2 separate regions of the Mus musculus genome follow, and region 2 is linked to region 1. A link is a loop called in an ENCODE intact Hi-C map of the cell type or tissue named here. Cell type or tissue: heart. All regions are shown on one strand. Each heading gives the region's core, and the rest is flanking DNA. Links, peaks and the distances in the headings are about the cores only.

Region 1 (6,128 bases), core at 507-5,506:
CTTCCCGCAGCACATGGTGGAGGGCAGAAGGAAGCGGACAGAAGGATCTGAAGGAACGGATGGATAGATACACCAGGCCTCCACACTGGCCATTCAGAGAGAACAAAGGAAGTGGAGGCTTTTCAGTGCCGTGCTGTGGAATGTGAGCTGTGAGCGCCCTGGAGAAGGCCTGAGCAAGCTGTGGCCTGCCCCTGTGCAGCCACAAGGCCCATAGGCCTCACTGGGCTTCCTTTGACGTCCCCCTCTGCAACAGCAGCCTTGGGACCCCGGGGTCACAGGAAGTGCCTAATCTCTGCAGGCAAACGTCAATCTTCAGAGCGAAGAACACGCCTTTGTTCCTCAGAACCGGGGCTGAAACAGGCTGACATGGCCACATGAGTTCACCCCCTTGAATTCACAAAGGGAGCACCTGTTCTCAGGGTGGCATGGAAAATTTTAAAACAATCTTACTTTTTGTGCTGTCTCTCTGAATGAGCAAAACTAAGGAAAAGGAAAAGGTGAGCCGGAGGGAGACCAGGCCTGGTTTCCCATGTAACAGTAATGGTGTGTGCCATCAAGGGACATGTGAGGATGTATATTTTAAATAAAAATCACATAATTTTAATCTACTCAAAATGAAACAGATACAGCCATGTCAAACATCCAACTACGCTGATCTCGATGCCAGCCGTGCTGTCTTCCTCAGATTCTTGGTACAGGCAGAACTTGACCACCCTGAGGTATAGCTTGTCATTCTCGAGTGTGGGATGATGCTTGCTTGGTCCCTGGGTATCAATTTAAATAACAAGAGCTTTGGCTACTTGGGAGAACAAGTCTGTGTGGCGTGAGGTCACGAAGCTGACCACCCGACCACTTAGCCTGTTATCTGATGGTGAAGCAGCTGTCAGTCTCAACGTCTCTTCTTCCTCCCTGCTCTTCCCACGTAATCAAAGGCTCTCTTTGCCAGAACTAAGAGGGGGAGGTAACTCCATAAGACAGATTTGTTTGTTACAAGGCTATGTCAGAGCAATGAACGCTTGTGACCGTGGTTGTTCATCTAACTTAGCATGTAAATTCCCATACATGTGTGTGCATATGTATACATACATACATACATAAAACATGTCTACAAGGCAAGAGAGGTTTCCTCCTTGAAATCCCCACCAGTGCATTGTAAAATTCTTGGTTTCATTTCAAACTGGAATGCTTTGGACTTAGAGTATTATAACAATCTATTAATATTTCCCTTAAAAGAATAAAGCTTAGTTAGATCATCTAAATTGATTAATTGCATACATTATGACGTCAAACCCCCCGACAGGGAAAGGAAATTACTCCTTTTGGCTGACAGAATGGACTGTTTGGGTCCACAGAGGGAAAAAATATTTTCCTTTGGCTAAAAGATCTCAAAAGTTTATGTTTCTCAGAGTAAAAGTTACAAAATTCCAAGTTTTTTTTATTTTTTTTTTAATTGGAAGATTTTGTGTCTTGGGTATATATTATAACCCAAGAGATGAGGAAAACACCCCAATTAGGGAGGGGTGTTATCTGAAACCTCCCAAGCTGAAATTCAATACGACATTTACGGTCATTAAAACCCATTAAGATTTTTAACTTTGAGTTCATAAAAACAACGAAGTGTCCCCTGCCCAGACAGGAAAGCCTTGCCTCGCTCGGACATCAAAGCCAAGACACCAGCCCATTAAATGTCTGTCTTCAGTTTTATTTATTCCCTTAATGCAAACAAGCTAACTTAGCATTTGCCTTCAAAACTGGAGCTTTCGAGGAAAAGTTGACATTTTTATTGATTCTCCATCGCTCGTGAGGGCGGGAATGCACACGGGCCCCGACCAGCCCACATTTGCTATAAGACAAATTATGCCACCTGTGTGCTGCATGGTCCTATTTATCAAATAAAACTAAGTTTTGACAGAATTGGAAGGAAATGTAAGCTCTCGGCTCCTTTTGGTATATAAACTGGAAGGCAGAGCTATGACAGTACACAGCTCCAGAAAGCAAGATCCTTATAGCTCCTGGACCCCGGACCCAGAACAGTACCTTAGATTGTAAAAGCTCACCGACTCCCGTAACACAGGCACTGGACTATACTCTCACTCCACCTCGGGTAAGAAACAGGTTCGATGAACTCAGCTAACAGGAGATACAGCGGCTAGACACAAAAGGGGCCTGTGGTTTTGTGCATTTGTCGTCTTCCTTTGCCACTCTGTCACTGTATTACTGTCATCCAGTGACCTCCAAACCCACTACCATATGTATTTTTAAGTCAATGCTAAGATCCCCAAAGTAAAAAATTGGATATAAAGAGGCAAGTTTCGGGTTAAAGGCCTCCTTGTTTGTGTCTCCCTCACCCCTCTCCTTTCTTCTTGTCTCTCTTGACAGTTCCCATCCTGTAGTCCAGACTGCACACGACTATGTTGCCAGGCTGGGCTCGAACTCCCGATCCTCAGCTGCATACCACCACACCTGGCTTGAAGTGTTTTCTAAATTAACCCTTGAATATCCACTGCTGAGTCAGGCATACAAGGACTGTATCAGGACTAATCATGTCATCACCTATGAACAGATTCTAACACATCAACGCGGTCTCTTCATTCTACTGACTGGAGATGAGACGACGGCGGGGAAGACTCAACAGCCAAGCAAGTCAAGGCTGGGCCTTTGCAATGCAGGCGAGAGCCAAACATAAACAATGGTGAATTGTTCTTTTCTTGGAACAGGGTAGCCACGCCAACCATCGCTCCCACCACCTCTGCTGTGTGTGTGCCTGCCTAGGCCAGTCTCAGCCCACCTGAGGGGAGACATGTCTCCTTCTTCCCAGAAACAGCCAGACTCTGACTTAGAAATCTGGGCCGGAGACACCAAGAGACTAAGCCATTTATCTAGAGGAATGGTCATGAAGAACGGACGAGAGCACTCAGTGCCAAGTCTAAGCCGTTTGGGGAGTAATGAGTCTGAGACCTCTGAGGCAAGGAGTCAAGGAAGAAAGCTGGCCAAGGCAGGGCAACAGCAGAGTCCGCCAAGACCAGCGGAACACACAGACTGTGTGGAGTCAATGCAGTCCCTCCAGACTTCCTGCTCCACTCCTTCACAGTGCCGACCATCCGTGGTATGTCTCATGACCCCTCAATAACACCGTTCTTCTGGGTATCCATTTGACAGGGCTAGTTCACTTTGCATCATAGCTAAAGCTATCTGGAAGACATGCTGTTACCCGTCTGAGTCCTCCATGTGGGAAGGAAAAAAGTGAAAAATAGATCTTCCTGTAGGTCCACCCCATCCCTAAAACAAGGCCACACGTGACATGGCAATCTGAGAAGGTCACATTCACAGGCCACTGCCAACCACCCTAAAACCAGGACGCCCAAAGGTAGCCACTGATGACTCAGAAAAGCCTTAGGTAAACACCTCACAAGTAAGCAGCTGCAGCAGGGAAGGCAAGTGCTTTTACTTTAAAAAATAGTCCTGCACTGCATGGAAAAACAAACAAGAACTTAGCAACAGTTTTTAAAGAAGATCTATTAAGTTCTCTGACTGTTTTTTTAATGCTTTTCCACTGGACCAAGAACTTAAAACAAGCCAAAATGACAATCATCCAACACGAACGAAGCCTGTTGACTCCAAATACACAAACCTGTAAGCCAAGGCCCAGGTAAATACATGAAGAAGTGAGACTGGGGTAAGGATGAGTCTGGAAGTGGTCCATGCCTCTCAGAGCATCTTACTTGATAATGGGAGAAAGGAGGAGGAGGGTTGGGTTTGTTTGTTTGTTTGTTTTGTTTTGTTTTTAATTATTTAGATAGTCCCTGCCATCAAAGAATGCCCTCTTTGAGCCAAGAAGACAGGCACTCCCACAAATAGCTCAAATCCAGGGCAGACATTGACAGGGGCTAATTGGAAGCCTCAGCAAAGAGTGGCGGGATCTTCAGGGCAGGAGAATTAACCACCAGCAAGCCAGGCAAGCGACACTTAGCCCATTTCATCCAGGCTGTCATTTTTAAAACAAATCCACTCTTGAAGTTACCATGAAATTGTATCATGATCTTTGTGCCTGTCACTCATACCTTTTATCTGATAAGTCAAAACCCCTGCCTTTCCAGAGAAAAAGAGAGGTGGGGGGGGGGATCTGTTTATCTTTGCCCAGGAGCTCCGGATGCCTGGGCGACCCGAGGACCTTGAATTACCCTCTATCTCTAGAAAATATCTTCCTTCTGGAAAGGCAACAAAAAATGACGATAATATCCACAAAGAGTTCCAAGACCATAAATGAAAACAAGCAGGCTTCTTGGTCCGTGTTCCACATCTCAGCTGCTGGTCTTCACATTCCACTCCACTGTCAGCCATGTTAGAAACGCTCTGGCCAACAGTGCTATGTGAAAACCATCTGTCTGTGAAATATTTATTGTATTTCAGTAAGGGTTTCTCTTGCTCACCAAAAATCACTGCTTAGATTTCACACCACTTTACTTTTACAAGTCTATTACAGGGCAGTGGGGGCTGGAGAGGTCTACAAAAACTGGTAAGATTCCACTGGGGTCAATATTTTTATTTTGTATTGTGCAATATCTGTTTCCTGGTTTTTTTTAATCACGCATTCTATTTAAGCTGTCATCACTGGGAACGGATACACAGGACTTCTTTGTGTTATTCCTCGACTCCTTCTAAGTCTATTATTATTACAAAATAAAATAACCCCTGGGACACTGGTCGCTTAGCACAGCATTTGATTCCCACCATGTCACTTGCCCTTAAAAAGTTTGTTGTTTTGAATACTGACCCTCAGGACTTACAGACACAATCCAGGGACCCCGCCAGCCCAACATTGAGAGGCAGCCCTAAGCGGTTCCTTCATCAGGGTTCACGTCCTCTTCAAGGGGTCCGGGAAGCCAGTGTTTGTAGCCTAACCTCACCATGCCCAACTCCCAGCATGGCTCTGCCATGCATGGTGCCTTGCTCTTAGAATTTCTCCCTCCAATGAACACAGTGTGGGTAGTGTCAGACTCTCACCCCCATATTCTTAGGATTTAACTCCAGCAAACCTCTATATACCATGTTAGGGAAGACTAATTAACTGGGGTCCACAGCTCTCCCCTGAATTCTACTCAAAGACCAACCTCCTTTGAGCAATACCAATTATTCACACAGAGCACACACACACACACCAGTTCCCTGCCCTATCTCAAGTGTCACCTAACATAAATTGGCGGGGGGGGGGGGGGAACGGGACACACAGACGGAGACGACAGAGACAGAGAATATAGATGACTCAATATTCTCTTTAGAGCTGGTTCCCATTCAGGTATTCCTAAAATGTTCTACCTTTTAAGAACTTGGGGGAGGGGCTACAGGGCAGTGATGTGGAATAAAAAAAAAATCTATTGGGGGAGGGGGGTGGCTCAAATCATTCTAGCATCTGCTGACGTGCATGCCCCATATATGACTAGAGTCGCTGCTGGCAAATTGCTCAAACTTTCTCTGCAAGTTTATGTTTGTAAAATTGAAATAATAATAGGCTTAGGATCCTACCTCATCAGATTCTCATGCATATTAAATAAATTAATATGTGCAAAGGTTCAGAACAATGTTTACCACACACCCAGCACTTCTCAGTGAACTATATACTCTTACAACTCTGGCCATACACTTAGGTCTTCTAGTTAATAATGTAATGAACTTACATTGAGCACACGCATTCCAAATCCTGTGAATCCAAGCTAAAAGGAAGTACAGTCACTATTCTAGAAGAACCCATATAGTACCAAGTAGAGGGACAGAGGACTGGACCATGCTGACATCCCTGGCCCCAAACAGCCTAAAACCTGAACTTGTAAGTAGAGTTTATGAGTCACAGACAGTGCCATCCAAAAAGGAACTAATCTAAATGTTTGGGATATCAGTGGCCCAACCCTCAACCACCTTTCATTAAATAATAATAATAATCACCATCACCATCACATCACTATCACCATCATATCACCATCACCATCATCACCACCATATCACCATCACCATCATCACCAAATCCAGTCAGTCTCTCAGAAAGCCTGCCCTGTCAAAGTTTTTCCAGTTCTGTGGCTAATCCTACACACATATCAACTGCTCTAAATAACACAAAATTTCCTAGACAGTCC
Region 2 (6,128 bases), core at 439-5,438, 67 kb after region 1:
CATCCTCGGCTATATCTCACTTCCCCCTGAATGCACCCTTCCCCTAACCGTCCTGCATAAGCCTGCACTAAAATGCCTTTAATTCAGTCTCCAACTCTGCTTCCTAGCCAGCTTCTACTGAGTTCTTTTCACTATCAGAGCTCCAGGTGTTGGTTTGTGAGTCGAGGTCCCTAAAACTCTTGGGGGAGGGGTTCTCAGGCTGACGAGGGCGACGGTGGGGAGCTGTGAGTCCTCTATCCCAACTGTACCGCTGATGGAGAAGAAGGGACAATGGGACAGTGTGTGGAAGGGTGACATCTTCCAGGAACTGCATCTCCTCATGCCCCGTGTCCGTGCAGATAAGCTCAGTGTTTTGTCTGCCTGAATCACCTCTCCTCATAGGAGTTTACTGCTCAGACACTCAAACCTTGCGGACGGAAGCACTTGCTCCCTCTGTGAAGGGCTCCCCACTATTCTCAGGCAGTGCTCTATTTGCCTCTCGGATCTCTTAAGTGATGGCTACAATTCCCTGTGGTCACCGTCCATTCAGCTGCTCCCACTCGATCACCGGCTGACTCACACAGCAGCTACTCATTTGGGTTCTTGGTACTTGGGATAGCTCTGGATTAAGCTGTGGTTTAAGCAGGACAAAAACTATTTGCCCCTGAAAGGTCAGCCTGGACATTGTGTCTTCTGTGCCAGGCGTGGCTACAGAGGAGATTTTAAAGGCTTAGCGCATCTCCAGTCCACTCACCGCTAGAGTGGACCGCAGCTTCCCATTAAGTCAGTTAACCTACATTTGTCACAAAGCAGTGCAGTGTGTCACTGACCCACTTTGTTTCACTTCTTTGCCAGTCAATGACATTCACATGTCACAATGGATTGCATTTTTAACTAAGGAATTAAATATATTTGCCCTGGATTTACTCAAGTGAGCTTGAAAGGCATTAGTGTCCACCCGTGGGGTCTATTGCCTAAGCCACGGAAGTGGCTTGAAGCAAACCGCATTAGCTCTCTGTTCCAGAGACAGCCCAGTCCATTAAAGGGAGACCTGGGATGAACGAGGAAGAGCACTCACAGGACGCCAGTGCCCACACAGGACTGCTGTCACCATCCTCAGGAGGAAGGACAGGTGTCACGCCACCATCGCGGTATAACACAAACCAAGTGGCTTCAACAAGATGGCTGATACCGCCCGCCAGCCTGAGGGGATTTACAGTACCTCAGAAGACAGAGCTCTAAGCATGGCCACGTTTCTAGATAAAGCTGACAGAGGTAGGGAGACCCACCCTAAATGTGTGTGGCACCGTTCTAAGGGTGTCTGTCCTGGACTACATAAAGACGGGTGTGCTGAGCGGCAGTGTCCACAGCTTCCTGGTTGCCCATGATACCTTGTGGCCCCTGCTACTCCTGCTGCCACAAGCTTTAAACCTCGCCCTTAAGTTGCTTTTGACAAACATTTTGTTATAGCAACAAAACTGTTAGCATTTTATCTAAGATCAGCCAGGTATGCCAGACTCGCTATACAAGGGGCTGCTCGCCCCCTCCTCACTCTCTTGCTCTCTTGTTCCTGTACTGTCCTCACCCCTTCCCCCTCTCTCCCCATTGCCCTCACCCCCACTCCATGTGCTTATGGCTAGCCTCTACTCCTCTACTTCTCTGCCTTTCTCTGTCTCTACCTCCCTCTCAACTCCCTGAATAAACTCTAAACTACACCATCGTGTGGCTGGTCCCTCATGGGGAAGGGATGCCTCAGCATGGGCTCTCACAGGCACCCCCTTACCCCATATCTGATTACACCTTCACTAAACATATTCCTCCTCTCTTTATCTCTTTATAAACACAACAGAAACTAATATAGAGGAGAAACTTGTTTTCAAACAGTCCTGGAGGCCAGAAATCCCATGTCCAGTTACTGTCACGGTTGGTTTCTGGGGCAAGCCTTTCTTCTTGACTTGCAAATGGTCACCTTGTCCCTCAGTCTTCCTATGCTTTCCTGTGCTCATACTTACCAGGCTTAAAGGCTGTGCCTGAGCCTTTAGAACACCATTCCTACTGCACCGAGCCCTATAGTGATGATTCTGCAAAGCCTAAATGTTCATGAAAAGACCCTATGTCCAAAAACAGTCCAAATGGCCCCAGCACTGGCTAGGAAGAGGGGTGGGAGAGGGAGGAGGACATGGCTTATTCCATCATGAAAGGACTCCAGAGGACTCACCGGATGCTAATCCCTAGCTCATTGGACACTAGGAAGAAAAGGTGTTGGCTTTTGTTTTTTGAATTGTTTATTTGTTTGTTTGTTTGTTTTTCATTCATGGGAAAGTGAATATGTGCAAGCTAAAAATCCTCGACTTCTGTTACAGGCTTCATTACAACCCCCAAAACTCACACTGCAAGTCCTAACTCCCTGTGGCCTTATTTGAAAATGGAGTTATTTTAGACGTGATTAAAAGGAGGTCATGCTGGAGTCGGGTATGCACTAACGCAATACAACTGGTCCCTTATATAGAAGGGGAATTCGGACATGGGCACACAGGGAGGATGACATCCAAAGAGAAAGGGGGAACTTGAGGCAATGCATCTACAAACAAAGCAACGTTGCCAACAAAGTACTAGAAGCTAAGAGGCACACAACAGACTCCCCCACAATGTCCTCAGAAAATACTAACCCTGGCCTGTGATACCAGATCTCTTAGGAATGTTAGACTCCACATGGTTCATTACTTTGTTTCTGCAGCCTGGGCTCACCTCCCCTGATACAGTTGCTAGCTCATCCTTTCCAGGGAAGAGGAACACTGTCCTGGTTGGCAATGTCAGGAAAAGATACCAAGTACATGCTGCCCTGCCCAGCCCAGCCCTGCCCTGTCTCAGGGAGCAGACTGTCATTGAGCCTCATGTCCTCTCTGCCATGCTCCTAGGGCTGGCAGCCCTGCACATGGGGAGGTTGGCAGACAAGCCCATCTGGCTCTCACTTCTAAGTCCGTTCTCCAGCTAGCTTTACTACAATAATCTCAATATTTTGACCTCCATCTGTCTGAATTTTGTGTTAAGTTCATCAGTTGGCTCTAAACTCTAGGAGGACAAGGAGGCAATTAATTATCACCAGTCAACCCCCTACAGTGGTCTTCATTCAAACAGTGTCACACGACACCCTACCCCCACACGCAAGACAGTCTATGCTACGGTGCTATGTGCTATGCTATGGTGTAAATGCGTTCCCACAAACTTCAAATGTTGAGAACTCATTTTTCAAATTTGCATATGGATAATCCCTATATGTGATTCTTTGTGACATAATTAGGACTTCAGAAGGTAAGTCTCCCACAATGCCAACCTATGCTCTTAAACTTCCCAAACTCCTGAACCAAGAACTGAAGAAACTTCTATTCTTTATAAATTACCTGGTGTCAGACATTTTGTTCTAACAACATAAAATACACTAACACACCTGCCTATCCACAAAGGCGTATTAACATGGAAAAACAGGAGTCCAACTGAGGTACCCTAAGCAGGAATCCTTTATTCTTTCTATAAAGCCTGAGTCTGGGGAGAGAATCCTTAGTAAAGTGCTAGCATGCATAAAGTAAGGCCCTTCAGTCAATCTCCCAGAGTCTATATAGAAAACAGGTGTGGAAGTGCAGGTGTGGGAGCACAGGTGCCAGAGAACAGGTGTGGAAGCACAGGTGTAGGTAGGAACACAGGTGTGAGAGCACAGGGGTGGGAGTGCAGGTGTGGGAGTACAGGTGTGGAAACACAGGTGTGGGAGTACAGGTGTGGAAGCACAGTTTGGAAGCACAGGTGTGGGAGCACAGGTGTGGGAGCACAGGTGTGGGAGCACAGGTGTGGGAGCACAGGTGTGGAAGCACAGGTGTGGAAGCACAGGTGTGAAAGCGCAGGTGTGGAAGCACAGGTGTGGAGCACAAGTGTGGGCTCACTTATTTGCAATTTCAGGACCAGAGAAAAAGAAAGACAAGGATCCTTGGGCCAGTCAGACTAGCCCAGTAGGTCATCTCCAGGTCCTAATGAGAGATCCTACCTTTAAAAGCAAGAAAGATGGCTCCTGAGGATGACACTCAGGTTGACCTCTGACCTCTACCTATGCACACAAAAGTGAACTTGCACACTTACACAATCCCCAAATGCACATACAAAAATAACAAAGTCACACAGGGTTGAATTAAGAGCATAAGTCAATTACTTGAGGAAGAGGGGGAAGCGGTGTCTCAAGTAAACTTTTAAGAGGAAAAAGACCGATTCCTTACTGGTGACAACCATCAAGGCTACAGTAGACTTGGGCTTTCCAAACCAAATAAAGGACAGGCACACATGAAGGAAGCCAAGAGAAACAAGCTGACTGTGCTGGGGAGAAACTGAGTGTTGGAATAATTCAAGTGTGTCATACCTGACCAGCGCCACTTCAGTGTGGCCAATATCTGTTGGTCTGGAGACCTCAGCAAGCTGTCACTGAAGGGGAGGGCACAGTGGGACACAACAGTCCCCACTCACACCATTTTCTTCTCCCACTCTTCTCCTCTTTCCTTGTACCAGCCAACAGTCTAGACTTGCTGGCCACAAACAGCATCATATGACTTCAGAGCTTGAGAAAACTAAGTGTTTTGAAAGGACCAGCTTCAGAAACCACCCTAAGATCACACCATGGGACAGAGGAAGCAGGGCTGGCAACTCAGTGGCTTACCTGACAGAGCAACAGAGGAGCTCAGCACATTGGTGACAGCACATTGGTGACAGAACTTCCTTCCAGATCAACACAGACTTCTACAGTTTGAGGTGAACTAGAACCAGCAAATGACAAGAGGTATGGGAAACTGGTAGGGATGGGATTCCAGGTGCTGTGTCTGACCAGCCTCAGAGTCAACACAGATAGCTGCAAAGAAAACACTTAGCTGGGCTGCGTCTAGAAAAGAGGAGGTTAATGGCTCACACATGCTGGACTGAGGGATAAGTTATATGAAACCAAATCCATTTCAAGGAGGCTTTTGGCTACTTGAAGAACACTCCCAGAAAAGGGGAGTTGCGGGGAAGGACCCTGTATGTCCTGAAGACAAAGTTTAGAAACCAGAGTTGAAGAAACAGCAAAGTAATCTATCGTGAAGAAGAGAAAGAGGGAAACCCCCAATGATCTGAGAGTATTTGGGAGCTCCTAAGTCAGCTGCTAAAGTCACTGAAAAGCGAAATTAGAGATGTGCTCCCTCCCCAGGTAGGAAGCAGCTTCTCTGTGACATAATTTAATGCACTGGGAGGTGGTAGATCACACCTTTCATCTTAGTACTCGGGAGACAGAGGCAGGTGGTTCTCTGTGAGTTTGAGTCCAGTCTGGTCTACAAAGCAAGTTCCAGGGCAGCCAGGGACTCTGTTACATAGAGAAACCCTATCTCAAAAAAAAAAAAAAAAAGGATAAGGGTGGAGACTGCCCGGAGGTTAGGAGCAAACGCTGCTGCTGATGGCTTGAGTTCAGTCCCTAGTGCTCACAACTCACACTGGGAACCCAGTGACACAGGGCTCCTTCATCTCTGGCTCTGAGGACATTGTTCTCACATGCCACACACCTACACATGCACACATACTCACACCTATGCATGCACATATACACACATACACACATGCCTACATATGCATACATATGTGCAGTCACACACCTACACATGCATACACGTGTGTGCAAACACACCTACAAAACACAAGCACACACACCTATATGTGCACACACACACACTTAAAATACAAAACATAAAACAATGGAGGAAGAGGTGCTATGATGAGCACACCCATGGCCTTCCCGGCTCAACATTAAATGTAACGCAGTCACTACTCCACCCTGAACCTCCCTCTCTTGGGAACTCCGATTCTACTTACACTGCAAACCAGCGGTGGTCACAACAGACTGATACCAAATTGGAGGGCTTTTCCATTTACTTACCAGCTGTCCAACTCTGGACACCAGCCCAGTGTGCCGCAAGCTCAGAAATAACAACAGGGGCGTAGGGTGGTAGGGTCTCCCTCAGAAGGCAAGGGCTCAGCCCCACCTCAGACATAAGCCACAGAGTGAGTGCAGCAGGTACCGTGCCTCTGCTGACCCAACTACAAGTCCAAGTGTAATTACAACCCTTCCTCGGGTTCACTCACTTGCT

Evidence for each region. Peaks named below come from ENCODE experiments on the same cell type or tissue, not always from the same donor. Only the 100,000 strongest peaks of a DNase experiment are listed, where the experiment ranks them.
Region 2: it touches region 1 in a loop (1.9-fold over the local background); 2 of 42 quality-filtered maps call a loop at or near these places.

What each region holds. Positions count from the first base shown.
Region 1 is chr16:90,011,844-90,017,971 of GRCm38, forward strand. It overlaps a transcript of Tiam1 not described here. Among named protein-coding and RNA genes, the nearest start is that of Tiam1, 54 kb to the left of the region's middle. In heart, for the core only: no CTCF peak of the experiment used is centred there; a DNase peak (open chromatin) is centred at 3,008; H3K27ac peaks cover 257 bases.
Region 2 is chr16:90,078,441-90,084,568 of GRCm38, forward strand. It overlaps a transcript of Tiam1 not described here. Among named protein-coding and RNA genes, the nearest start is that of Gm10789, 61 kb to the right of the region's middle. In heart, for the core only: no CTCF peak of the experiment used is centred there; a DNase peak (open chromatin) is centred at 2,891.